2 separate regions of the Homo sapiens genome follow, and region 1 is linked to region 2. A link is an interaction called in ENCODE POLR2A ChIA-PET data of the cell type or tissue named here. Cell type or tissue: OCI-LY7. All regions are shown on one strand. Each heading gives the region's core, and the rest is flanking DNA. Links, peaks and the distances in the headings are about the cores only.

Region 1 (5,818 bases), core at 278-5,277, 460 kb before region 2:
CAGTGAGCCAAGATTGTGCCTCTCTACACTCCAGCTTGGGCCACAGAGTGAGTCTCTGCCTCAAAAAAAGGAAAAAAAAAAAGATTTATGTGTATTTTTCTCAGCTAATCATCTTTCCCAAAACCTCTTACTGAATAACATTCCTTTACCCTTTGGGGTTCCTCTTTTATCATATTTTAAGTCATATATCTTTCTTTGTGTTTGTACTCTGTTCCATGTATATCTGCTTTTCTTTCCCCAATATCATAACAATTATACCACCTAATTTTATAAAATATTTTATTTTAGGTGATTTTCATATCTATTCTTCCAGGTGAACCAGCTAATAATATTGCCAAGTTGGAGAAAACTACTATTGGGACTTTGATTGGAATTGTACAAAATCCATAATATAGCTGGTATAAATTGACATTTTGGTAATATTCAGTCTTAACAAATATGGTTGTCCCTGTTATTTTAAATTTTGTAATTTTCTTCATATAGATCCTGCATATTTATTGTTATAATTTCTTCTGATTATCTTATACTCTTATTACTATTGTGAATACATTTTCCCCTACATTTCATTATAACTGATAACATACAGGGAAGTTTTAGATTTTATAAATCCATCTTTTATTCTGTCACTTTACTCACTCCTCATTATTTCAAATTGTTTTTTGGTTGCTTCTCTGGGATTTTCTTGTTTGACTCTCATGTTTGACTCTCGTGTCATCTACAAATTACCATTGTTTTGTGGTGTACTTTCCAAATACTTATGACACTTATTCAGATTTCATAACTTATTGCATGGGCCAGTATTTCTAAAACACTACAGTGGGGAATATTGGAAAAAGAAAACATCCACCTCAAGGAGACATACTGTGAGAATCGCTATGGACCACCTGGGAAGGGCATGGGATAGCCTCTGTCACCTAGTTACCACTTGATAAAAGGTAATTGTTGCTGTTTGTCATGTCCAAGAAGAAGCAGTCTTCTTCTAGTTTTAGAAAGAGTTCTGAAGGACTGAGTATTTAATTTTTATCAAATGCCTTTTTAATATCTATTGTGATGATTATATTATACCCCTTATTTCATTTACTGGTAAAATAATTTTATATATTTATATTTGGTTTATATATGTGAAACCATTTTGCATGATTACAATGAACTATTCTTGATACAATACTTTTTTATTGTACTCTGAAACTTATTTAGGGTTTTTATATATGTATTCATAGTTGAGGTTGATTTACCTGATTTTGGTTATGTTATGGTTTTAAGTCATGTATATTTTACAAAATATTCTGGAGGCATTTATGTAGCATAATTATTATCTGATTTTTGAAATACTTAAAAAAAGTTGGTAAAGCCACTTCTTCTCAATGCCATTTATACAGATAATTCTTTAATATTTACTTCAATTTATTCTTTAGTGTTGAATTGGTCTTGTTTTCTATTTCCTCCCATGTCACTTCTGTTAAGTTATACGTAATTTTCAGAGAACAATCTATTTGTTGAGATTTTCAAAATTTCTGGCAAACAATCATGCATAGTTTTGTATAACTGTAAGTTTTCTCTTTTATTGTGGCTGTCTTCATTTTCTCATTTCTAACTGTTTGTGGTGCCCAGGGTCCTGGCAGGAAATAGATGGCATGTTCAACAGGAGTGATAAAGACAGGAATGGCAAGGCAGCCAGTGGCTGGCACCCTCAGGATCCATTCCCACCCCTGAACTGAAGAGGCAGTGGCCAGAGCTGTGTCACCAGAACCTGGCAGGGCTGCAGCTAGGAGACTCCAGAGGTGGAGTTCTGTCCCTGCAAATCTGCAGCAGGCAGGGTGGGGTCAGTGGAACAAATCAGCCCATCCCCCCTTCACTCACCCTGCTGGTGCCTCGCTTCAGCCAAACCTGGGTAAAGCAGCCCCCGGAGATTTGCTGGCTGCACAGGGCAGGTGGAAAAGGGTAGAGAGTGGGTCTCGCTGGGGGAGGGGAGGCAGGGAGAGGCTGTCCAGCTCACTCGCATTTGTTTCTTTCCTTGATTCTGTTTGTCACAGGTTTGTCCATTTAATCTCCTACTTTTCAAGTGACAGGCTCTTAGGTTGGTTAATCTCTTCTGCTTTTTGTTTTTATATTCTAAAAAATGATCTCTGGACCGGACACAGTGGCTCACGCCTGTAATCCCAGCACTTTGGGAGGCTGAAGCAGGCGGATCACCTGAGGTCAGGAGTTCAAGACCAGCCTGGCCAACATGGTGAAACCCCATCTCTACTAAAAGTACAAACATTAGCCGAACATGGTGGCGGGTGCCTGTAATCCCAGCTACTCCGGAGGCTGAGACAGGAGAACAGCTTGAACCTGGGAGGCAGAGGTTGCAGTGAGCCGAGATCGAGCCATTGCACTCCAGCCTGGGCGACAAGAGCGAAACTCAATCTCAAAAAAAAAAAAAAAAAAAAAAAAAATCTCTGTCTTTTCAGGAAGCCCTGTTGCATCTGTAGGACTGAGATCAGCTTCTGTATTTCTCTTCTTCCCTCTCTTTTTTAAATCTTTGTCTTTTCCTCTAGTACCACTTTCTTGAGTGTGTCTTTTTCCTCGTTCACTTTCTCCAATCCATAGCTGCTATTTCCTGCCTCTGTCGTGTGTTAAATTCTGACTCTAAACGTCCCGGCTGTCCCTAATGGTCAGTTTCCTTTATCTCAGTTTGCTCATTTTTCACAATCAATCCCTCCAATTTCTGATATGCAGTGGTCTCTCGAATCTTCCTGAGTTCACAAATCAGACTTGTCCAGAATTTATTTTTATCAGTGATTCTATTTAAGATGGAAGTAACTCCCTGGAGTCCTTAGGAAAATGCCCTTTTCTGGATGGTGACATGTTTTCATAGGTCAGGTGATTTTTCTTTTCTGACAAAGAACTGTCGAGAACAATTGGATCAGATTTGTTCAGAGATGGGAGTGGGTTAAAACGACTGGCACTGGATGGGAGATGACAATTCAAGATCCAGCCGGTGGTGGGGCCAGAGATGAGGGTGTGGTGAGACACACAGAGGATGGGCTCCCTCCAAGGGTTGAGAGGGGGCGCCTCATACCTGGGTCTTGTCTTTGAGTAGCTGTCAGACGAGGAATAGCCCGCTGGACCCTCAAGCTGTTGTGGGGGTGCTCAGCCAGCTCCCAATAATACTCGGCCAGCCTCACCTCCATCTCTCACCTCCTGGCCAGCTGAGCCACCTGTTAATGCTTTCTCCCTTCTGGAGGGGTCCATGTTAGCAAGAAATGGCCTCTTTTCATTCATCAACTTTAGCTTTCTCTCTGGCTGTGATTCTTCAAGGTTTGGAGTGGCGAATGGTGAACAGTTTGTTTCCCAAGGTTGCCACACATTTTCTTGTCCTTCTACATTGGTGCAAATAGTTTTTTTTGTGTTTTTTTTTTGAACGCAGGGTTTCCAGCCCCCGTTCTCCTACCCCATCTTGTCCAGAAATCTGCAGAAACACAAGTCTTAAGAAAATGCAAAAACACAGACAAAAACATTAGAAATTAGAAATGATACGTAACAAGAGTCACAAAAGGATTTAAAAGCAATTACAGGAGCAGATCAGCAAAGCAAGATAGGAACACAAAGAGGTTCTTGAATTTTATAGTTGGATTCTCTGTCTCTCTGTGGGTCTGTCCATGGTGAAGATGTTCCTGGGTCTGGCTGTCAGTGTTCATTTGGCTAGGAATGGCCACACAGAAATGCTAAGATTTATCTGAAAGAATCAAACACGATGATGTTTCTTCCTACTTCCACGGGCTTGTCCTCCCATATTAGAGTAGAACTTCTCGTACTACATCAGGGTTGACCTGGTCCAGAAATGCTCTTCTACTGAGAAGCACCTTCCTGCCTCTTCTTTGCCTCCACACTCAGCACAGGGTGGGCACCTGTCATCACCCAGCACCTGTGGGAGTCACATGGGAAATTTGCTGTAAGCCCCCCTTCATTTGGGAATGGAACAAATCTCATTTGTTAGCAGAAGGAAGTACTGTTGGGCCCAGTGCTATCCTAACCCAGATCTCCAATGGGAATAATCCTGATCTGATTACTCTGAAAGGTCATCCAGTCACTGGGAGGAGTCTCAGCTGAGAGCCAGTGTTAGCGTAACAAGGTGTTACCAAATCACCACAAAGAGCTGGGGAAGGGCTGGGCGGGACCCACTGCCCCTAAAGAGCAGTGAGCATGTTTTCCAGGTTATGTTCCAGGGCAGCAATTGCCAAACACTATTTAGTTGTAGAATCTTTGCTTTAAACATTTTGCATGCAAGATATTGTGTGTGTGTGTGTGCATGTGTACATACACACATGCATGCATGCATGTTACATGTATACACATGTATGCATATGTTGTGTGTGCACATGTATATGTGTGTGTGTGTGTGTGTATATAGGACCAGAGTGAAGTACAAACTGCTGGTGGGGTGGCAGGCCAAGTGAGCACCTTCCTCCACCGCTTGGCAGAGCCTCCACACCCGTGGAATACAGTTTGGTACTACTGCTCACCCAACGACTTGTGTGTGGCGGGGCTGATGGGGTGTGTGTGGGGTGGTGCTGTATGTTTTCCCTTGAAGGTTGAAACTGATTCAGCCCTGGGGGTCAGAATGTCCAGCCCTGTGCATTGGCTATGCAGGGTCATTAACATCTGCTGAGATGTTACTGTCTAAGGGGGAAGTATCTTCTTCCTGTTATACTAGCTTTTGAATTCTGATCTGTTTTGGTAACATGGAGCTGTTTCTTTGTTTCAGTGTTTCTAGAACATCTTTGAAAAAGCCATAAAGGTTTGTCTGCCACACTTGATTGAACCAAAAAGCCTTTCCTGTTCTGTGCGCCTGCCTCTGACTCTCCCTTCGTGATTATGTTCTTTCTCTCTGTCTACAGGCTGATGTTTGGGCTGGCTGGAGCTCTTCCACAAGTCAGCTGCCCTCAGCCAAATAAGAGGCTGTTCTCACCCCTCACCTCATTTGCATACCTACAGGAGGAAGTGCCAAGGGAAGAGAGCATTGAAAAATAAGAGCACAGCAGAGTTGAGCTATCTCCACATTTGTCTGGCAGGCTCTGCAAAGGGGATTGAGGCCAGTGGTTCTCTGTGTCCCAGAGGTGTCCCTGGGAGATGTAGTGTCACTGGACTAGAGATTCATCCTTGCTATCTCTGATGCAAGACGATTGTATCAATTCAGGCTCTGGAGGTAGGACAGGGAGCAGAAGGATGGGGACTAAAGCCATGGAAGAAAGACAGAAAAATCACCTTTTCTATGTGAAGTGAAGAGACATGTGGAAGTGAAATTACTCAAAATTCTTTTTAAGTACCCATGATGCAAAAGCCATAAAATAAAATATTGTAAAATTAGCCACATAAAATTGTAAAACATCTACACAGCTTTAAAAACAACCTGTTAAAAATAACTCCAAAATATATTGTAGCATATATCAGAGTCTTATTCATAACTAAGCAAAAAATGATACCAAAATAAGCGAGTCAAAGACACAAAAGGGAATTCACAGAAAAAGAAATACAGATAACTAAACATGGGAACATGCTGAAGGACTTTTCTCATAAAGAAAGGCAAATTAAAGCAAGTTATCATTCTCACCTCTCAGATTTGCAAAGATTAAAAGGTCTGATAACAGCCAGTTGGCAGGGTGTGGGGAAATAGACACATTCATATCCGGTTAGTAGGAGAAAAAAAAGGCCACAACTTCATTGGAAGACAGTTGGTACAGTTGGTAGTCTCTATCAAAATAGCAAATCTCCAGGTCATTTAGCCAGCTGTCACCTTCTAGTGATTTACCTACAATCACTAATAAACGTCAAC
Region 2 (5,818 bases), core at 315-5,314:
TTTGTCGCCCAGGCTGGAGTGCAGTGGCGCAATCTTAGCTCACTCTGCCTCCCAGGTTCAAGCAATTCTCGTGCCTCAGCCTCTGAGTAGCTGGGATTACAGGCTCCTGCCACCACGCCTGGCTAATTTTTGTATTTTTAGCAGAGACAGGGTTTCGCCATGTTGCCCAGGCTGGTTTTGAACTCCTGGCCTCAAGTGATCTGCCCGCCTCAGCCTCCCAAAGTGCTGAGATTAAAGGCATAAGCCACCACGCCTGGCCTCAGATTTTCATCTTGATTACAAATACAATAAATGACTACTGTAAAAATTCTGGAATTTTTTTAAGTGTAAAAGAAATAGATACTGCTCATAATTTCACTCCCAAGACACACACACACACACACACACACAGGCACACACACAAACACACACAATTTTAAAAACTGGGATAATATTCAACAAATCTATTTTCATTTCATACACTGTATTTTCCAAAGTCTTAAATAAATGATTACATAGTAGTCCATTCTATAAGGAGCATAATTAACCTAACCAATCTTTTTCTGTTAGACATTAAGGTGATTTCCAATTAATCACTATTTTAAAATAGTAGGAACAATAAACATCTTTGAGCATCAACATTCATATACAGCTCTGATTACTTTAAGACAAACTTGTGAAAGTAGAATTACTGGTTTAAACGGTATGACAGTTTCAAGGCTTTTAAATACACATACTCAAACTGATTGTATTCCATACCTACCAGCTCTGGAGGAAATGTCACCTGTTGAAACCCAAGAGTCACAGAAATAGTATCTGATTTGGTGGGGCATCTCACTAATGTTCATCTCATTGCCATTCTTCTTCTTCTTTTTGATTACAGGTTAAATTGAAAATTTTTTGAAACACAGGAATCTTCTTTTTGTAAATTGCTTATTTATATCATTTCCCCAATTTACTACTGAGCACAATGAAATATATGTAAGCGCACTCTACAGATAGGGGAAATTAATTTGTCATATATTTTACTGTTTTCCATTAGCTTGTCATTTGCCTTTTAATTCTGTTTTAAGGGTTATATCACTTTGCCCTAGTTTTTTCTTTCTTTGCTTTTATGCTTAGAAAGGTTTTCTTTACCTTAAGATCAAATATTTATATTTTACACATTTTACGATTCCTTTTTTACATAAATATTAAAGGAACTATAATTTCATTTAAGTGATTTGTATAACAAAGAAAAATGGCTTAGTTATTTCCCTAGCAAATAACCAACTTCCCAGTTGTATTTATTGAGTAATTCACTCCCTTCCTTCCCCAAAATATCTGAAGAGCTACCTTACCACGGATTAAAACACAAATATGCTTAGATCAACTCCTGGGTTTACTGCTCTTTTTCAATGATCTGTCTACCTTTTTGCATTACCACTACACTGTCTTCATTGCTATAACTTTATAAATATGTTTTTACTGATACAGCAAATTCTCCCTCAGTCTTCTCTTCTTCAGTTTTTATTACTTTATTTCTCCAGGTGAATTTTAGAATCATTTTATAAATTCTATCCCTTCATTCCCAAAAAAGTACACCTAGATTTTTTGTTGGATCTTTGTTCAATTCCTAAGCTAACAAGAAAACTGTCATTTACATATTCCAATTACGTACACACTAAAATTCAATTCTGTGAAAAAGACTAATACTCCATTTGAAGATATTCTTTTTCTGATAGTATATATTTCTATAACTGTGAATTCTGATACACAATATTTTTACCAGAACCATTTCCATATCTTTTTTTCCTCCCAGAAAAATACAAAGCCTTTTTCATTAACAGCATAGTTATGTAACTGTTTTAGATCTGGAAAGTTAATTTCCTTTGATTCACATGCAAATTAGTAACTGCTTTATTCTTATTCTTCATAAAAATGATGGTTATTCTCATTCTCTAAGAACAATATTCTCATCTCTAATAATAGATATGTCTCAATCTATAAAGCTTTTCTCACTGGGGTTTTTAACTTTTGAGCGGACTTTGAGAAGTGATCGAAAAATCTTACTAGGCCTCATGCCTGTAATCCCAGTGAGGCAGGAGAATAGGGTCTGGAGACAGGGAACCTAAGGCTGTTTCACACCGACTTCCTAGAACTAAATTGAAAGGAACACCCTAACTTTCCATTCCTAAGTAACACAAGGACCAGAGGCTACTTCCTTTGACCTTTTCTGCGCACACATAGGAAATTGGCTGACCCCAACGAATCAGACAGTGGGTGGAGTCTTCGTTTGCAACTCTGTAACCATTTCAGCCTCTGAATGGTTGCTGTTGGCAACAAATAAGACTGAGCAACAAATCAGACTGATTGCTGGTAGGGTCTTCGTTTGCATCTTTGCAACTTCACTCCAGCCTCTGAATGGGTGTTGCCTGCAGCCAATCAGACTGATTGCCAGCTATGTCTTCGTTTGCAAATAAGTGTAACGTTGTAACTTCAACCTAGCCTCTGATTGGTTGCTTTCTGCAACCAATCAGATGTTTGCACATGATAGTGACCTTTGTAACTTCACTTCAGCCTCTGGTTGGCTGCTTTCTGCAACCAATCAGACTGATGGCGGGCTCCCAATTCATTTACATGAGGTGAGCATGAAGTGGCCAATGGGAAACTTCTAGGGGATATTTGGACCGGAGAAGATTCTGTATCTGGGCCCTTGAGCTGCTGCTCAGGCTGCTTCCACACTGTGGAGTGTACTTTTGTTTTCCATACATCTCTGCTTTTGGTCTTTTGTTGCTTCATTCTTTGCTTTGCTGGGCGTTTTGTCTAATTCTTTGTTCGAAATGCCAAGAACCTGGACAACTTGCACTCATGACCCTCTACCGATGACACCAGCATTTTGGGAGGCTGAGGTGTGAGCATCATCTGAGGCCAGGAGTTCAAGACCAACCTGGGCAATACAGCGAGACCCTGTCTCTAAAAAAATGAAAAAATTAGCCAGGTGTGGCAGCATGTACTTGTAGGCCTAGCTACTAAGGGAAGAGAATCACTTGAGCCCAGGAATTAGAGGCTGCAGTGAACAATCATGCCACTGCACTCCAGCCTGGACGAGAGAGTGAGGCTGCATCTCTAAAAATAAATAAATGAATAAATAAACAAAAAGTCTTATTGAGAAACAGGAAAATAAAGGAGAAGATATGAAAAGATATAAATAAAGGATAAATAATAGAAATAAAAGATATAAATAAGCAGAAAATAAAGGAGAAGATATAAAAGAATCAGGAAAATAAAGGAGAAGATATAAAAATAAGACCAGGGCCACTTAAAATTCAAAGGCAACATATGGCTGAATGACAGAGCCAAGTCTGAGCATATGGCAATCGCACTCAAGTTTGCCAACACAAGAAGGTTTTATGCTATCCAAGGAAATCCAATTTTGAAAATGTAATGATGATCTTACATTATTACAGGGTAGAAAATTAAAGAGAAGTATATAATCTTTATAAAATGACAAATTGTTAGATTTCATTTGGCATAATATAGTTCTTGTTAGCTTTAAAATATTTAAAAATGTTCCAAGAGTAAACCTTTTTTTAAAAGAATAAAAATTCAAACAGCATTCCATGTTTATCTTCTAAAGCCATTAACTGAAACAAATAGGAACATTTTTCTTTCCATACCTTCAGGGGGTCTCTGCAACTGGGATTTCCGATAAAACAACATGTAGGCACTTTCTTTACCCTGAAATTGCTGTTCAATATCCTTTTCCCTGATTGGCTGGACTTTAGAATCATTTATATCAAACCAGTGGGGACAGGAGATGCTATTGTTTAAACCTGGGGATTCTGGAGGAAGCATCTTGAAAATTTGCTGGTCATTCCTTTGGAAATCAGACTCAGCCTGGAGAGAACTATTCTTCAAGAGACGAACTGTACTTTCATCTGAACTGAGTAGAAATATCTGAGAATGGAGCTGTAAGAACTACACAGAAACAAAAAAAAAAATGCTAAGTTAATTATTTAAACAAAAATTAGATGTGATTAAAAAATGTTTTCTTCCTTTCTGTGATTAGATCATTTAACTTCATCTTTATTTCTGACCTGGCCAGCTACGGGGGAAAATCCATCTAGGTATCATAAAACATTTAATAAAACCACAGTGCTCTGTTAAATAGTCTGATAGTGACATCCAGGGAGGAGGTCGCTATGCCACAATCTAAAAAGCATTTTGATTACACCTCACTAGTGCTGTTTAAAAAAGTATTTAACTGGAACAGATTAGGTAGAACAAACACTTTTGAAATATTTAAAAGCAATCTAAACAAGGCACAAAACAAAGGCAATCACACAGTGTACCACCATAAAAGATAATTTGAAAACCCAGACAGACTCTGTTGGGATAAGGTAGTAATTATCAACCTAAATTATCTTTTAACCTGGACTAAAGTGAATGTTGTCTGTTCTAAAAGCTGGCAGACAAGCTCAGAAAATCAAAGCATAGTAAGGGTTAAGTCACAATCCCAAAGTTCTTGCTAAAGGATTAAGAAGAAAAAAATTTCTTTCTCCATTGCCTGTCTCTACCTCCCCATCCACTACGCCCCTATCCTCTCACTCTTTAACCTCTGTCTGGCCTTGAGTCTCTTTCTTTTCTCTCAGCCTAATTTACTTTATATAGAAAATTACTTGGGAGTTAAATTTGACACTTGGGTACTTCATCAATCACCCTGGAAAGGTGATTTGCTAATTTTTCTCTTGGAAAGAAAGTAATTTGTGGTAATGTCAACTCTCTGAGAATCAAAAGTATTATTTTATCAACAAACAGAAGAGTGTAGGGCATAACCCAAAGACAACATTGTTAACATTGTGTATGAGAACAGAGGGTAAAACAGCCTTGCAGCTAGTTTGTTTAAGGTACAAAAAAGTATCAACAACTTGAAAGCTTTGAGTAATGAACTTTCTTTTCATTTTTTGTTCTTTGGGTTTTTAAGTAATGAACTTTCTATATAGCCACGTTTTTCTTTGTTTGATAGTTGAGAATTAACTCTTTTAAGCCTCAAACATCAGTGCAGTCTAGTCCCATTAATGACAAAGAAATTTTCTTAGACTAATCTTCCTAATAAAAATGATAAACTCTAGGCAAAAAAGGAAAACAACTGTTGGGAAAGGAACCCAAAGTAGGCATAAAGTGAAGATATAATACTTCAAAGAAGGGAAGCAAACCAGGTGAGTTCTGCACTCACCTACCTACTACCCAGTTTGTAGCAGTGCATGATGGAACAGATTTCAAGAAAAGGCAAGAGTCTTACTGGGATGAGGGGACAGAATCTGAGAATACCAGAGAGGCGAGATCCCACGAAGGAGCCCCAATTCTGTAACAAATCCCCCTAAATCCTTGGCTAACTCCTAAATGGTAGAATGGACAGCTCAAAGAGCCCAGCAGAGAGTATCAGTTAGGAGGTTCAATATCTGAGCAGGGCTGCCTGATGCCAAGAAGAAAGAACAAGGAGTTCAAGTCCTACCAAATTAGAAAGAGATAGCAAACTTTTTCTTAAAGAGCCAGATGGTAAATATTTTAGAAGCAAAACTGAGAACATTACTTAGTACTCACTTCACCTTTTAAAAAGTAACCATTTAAAAATGTAAGGCATGTTCTTAGCTCAAGACTATAAGAACAGGCAGCAGGCCACATTTTGCCCACAGGCCATAGTTAGCTGAGCCCTACTGTAAGAGGAAGGACCATGACCCAGGGCTAAGCTATTCCCTGGAACTAAAGCCAAAATTGTAACAGACCCACCCTAAAGCCCAAAATTTAACTTCCACAGAATCTAAAAGACTCAAAGGTAATTTGAGGGCTTGTTAGA

What was found. Peaks named below come from ENCODE experiments on the same cell type or tissue, not always from the same donor. Only the 100,000 strongest peaks of a DNase experiment are listed, where the experiment ranks them.
Region 1: POLR2A ChIA-PET joins it to region 2 with 6 read pairs; 2 of 35 experiments call an interaction of 5 or more read pairs at or near these places.

Annotation. Positions count from the first base shown.
Region 1 is chr2:233,071,229-233,077,046 of GRCh38, forward strand. All of the region lies in intron 1 of INPP5D (inositol polyphosphate-5-phosphatase D), which reads left to right. Among named protein-coding and RNA genes, the nearest start is that of INPP5D, 14 kb to the left of the region's middle. RefSeq lists an enhancer at 2,057-2,762. In OCI-LY7, for the core only: a CTCF peak has its summit at 3,045; DNase peaks (open chromatin) are centred at 3,033 and 4,933; H3K4me3 peaks cover 3,519 bases; H3K27ac peaks cover 3,810 bases.
Region 2 is chr2:233,529,841-233,535,658 of GRCh38, forward strand. It overlaps USP40 (ubiquitin specific peptidase 40), which reads right to left. Exons shown (of 32, transcript NM_001365479.2): 11 at 3,639-3,939. Among named protein-coding and RNA genes, the nearest start is that of USP40, 34 kb to the right of the region's middle. In OCI-LY7, for the core only: no CTCF peak of the experiment used is centred there; a DNase peak (open chromatin) is centred at 751; H3K4me3 peaks cover 519 bases; H3K27ac peaks cover 1,437 bases.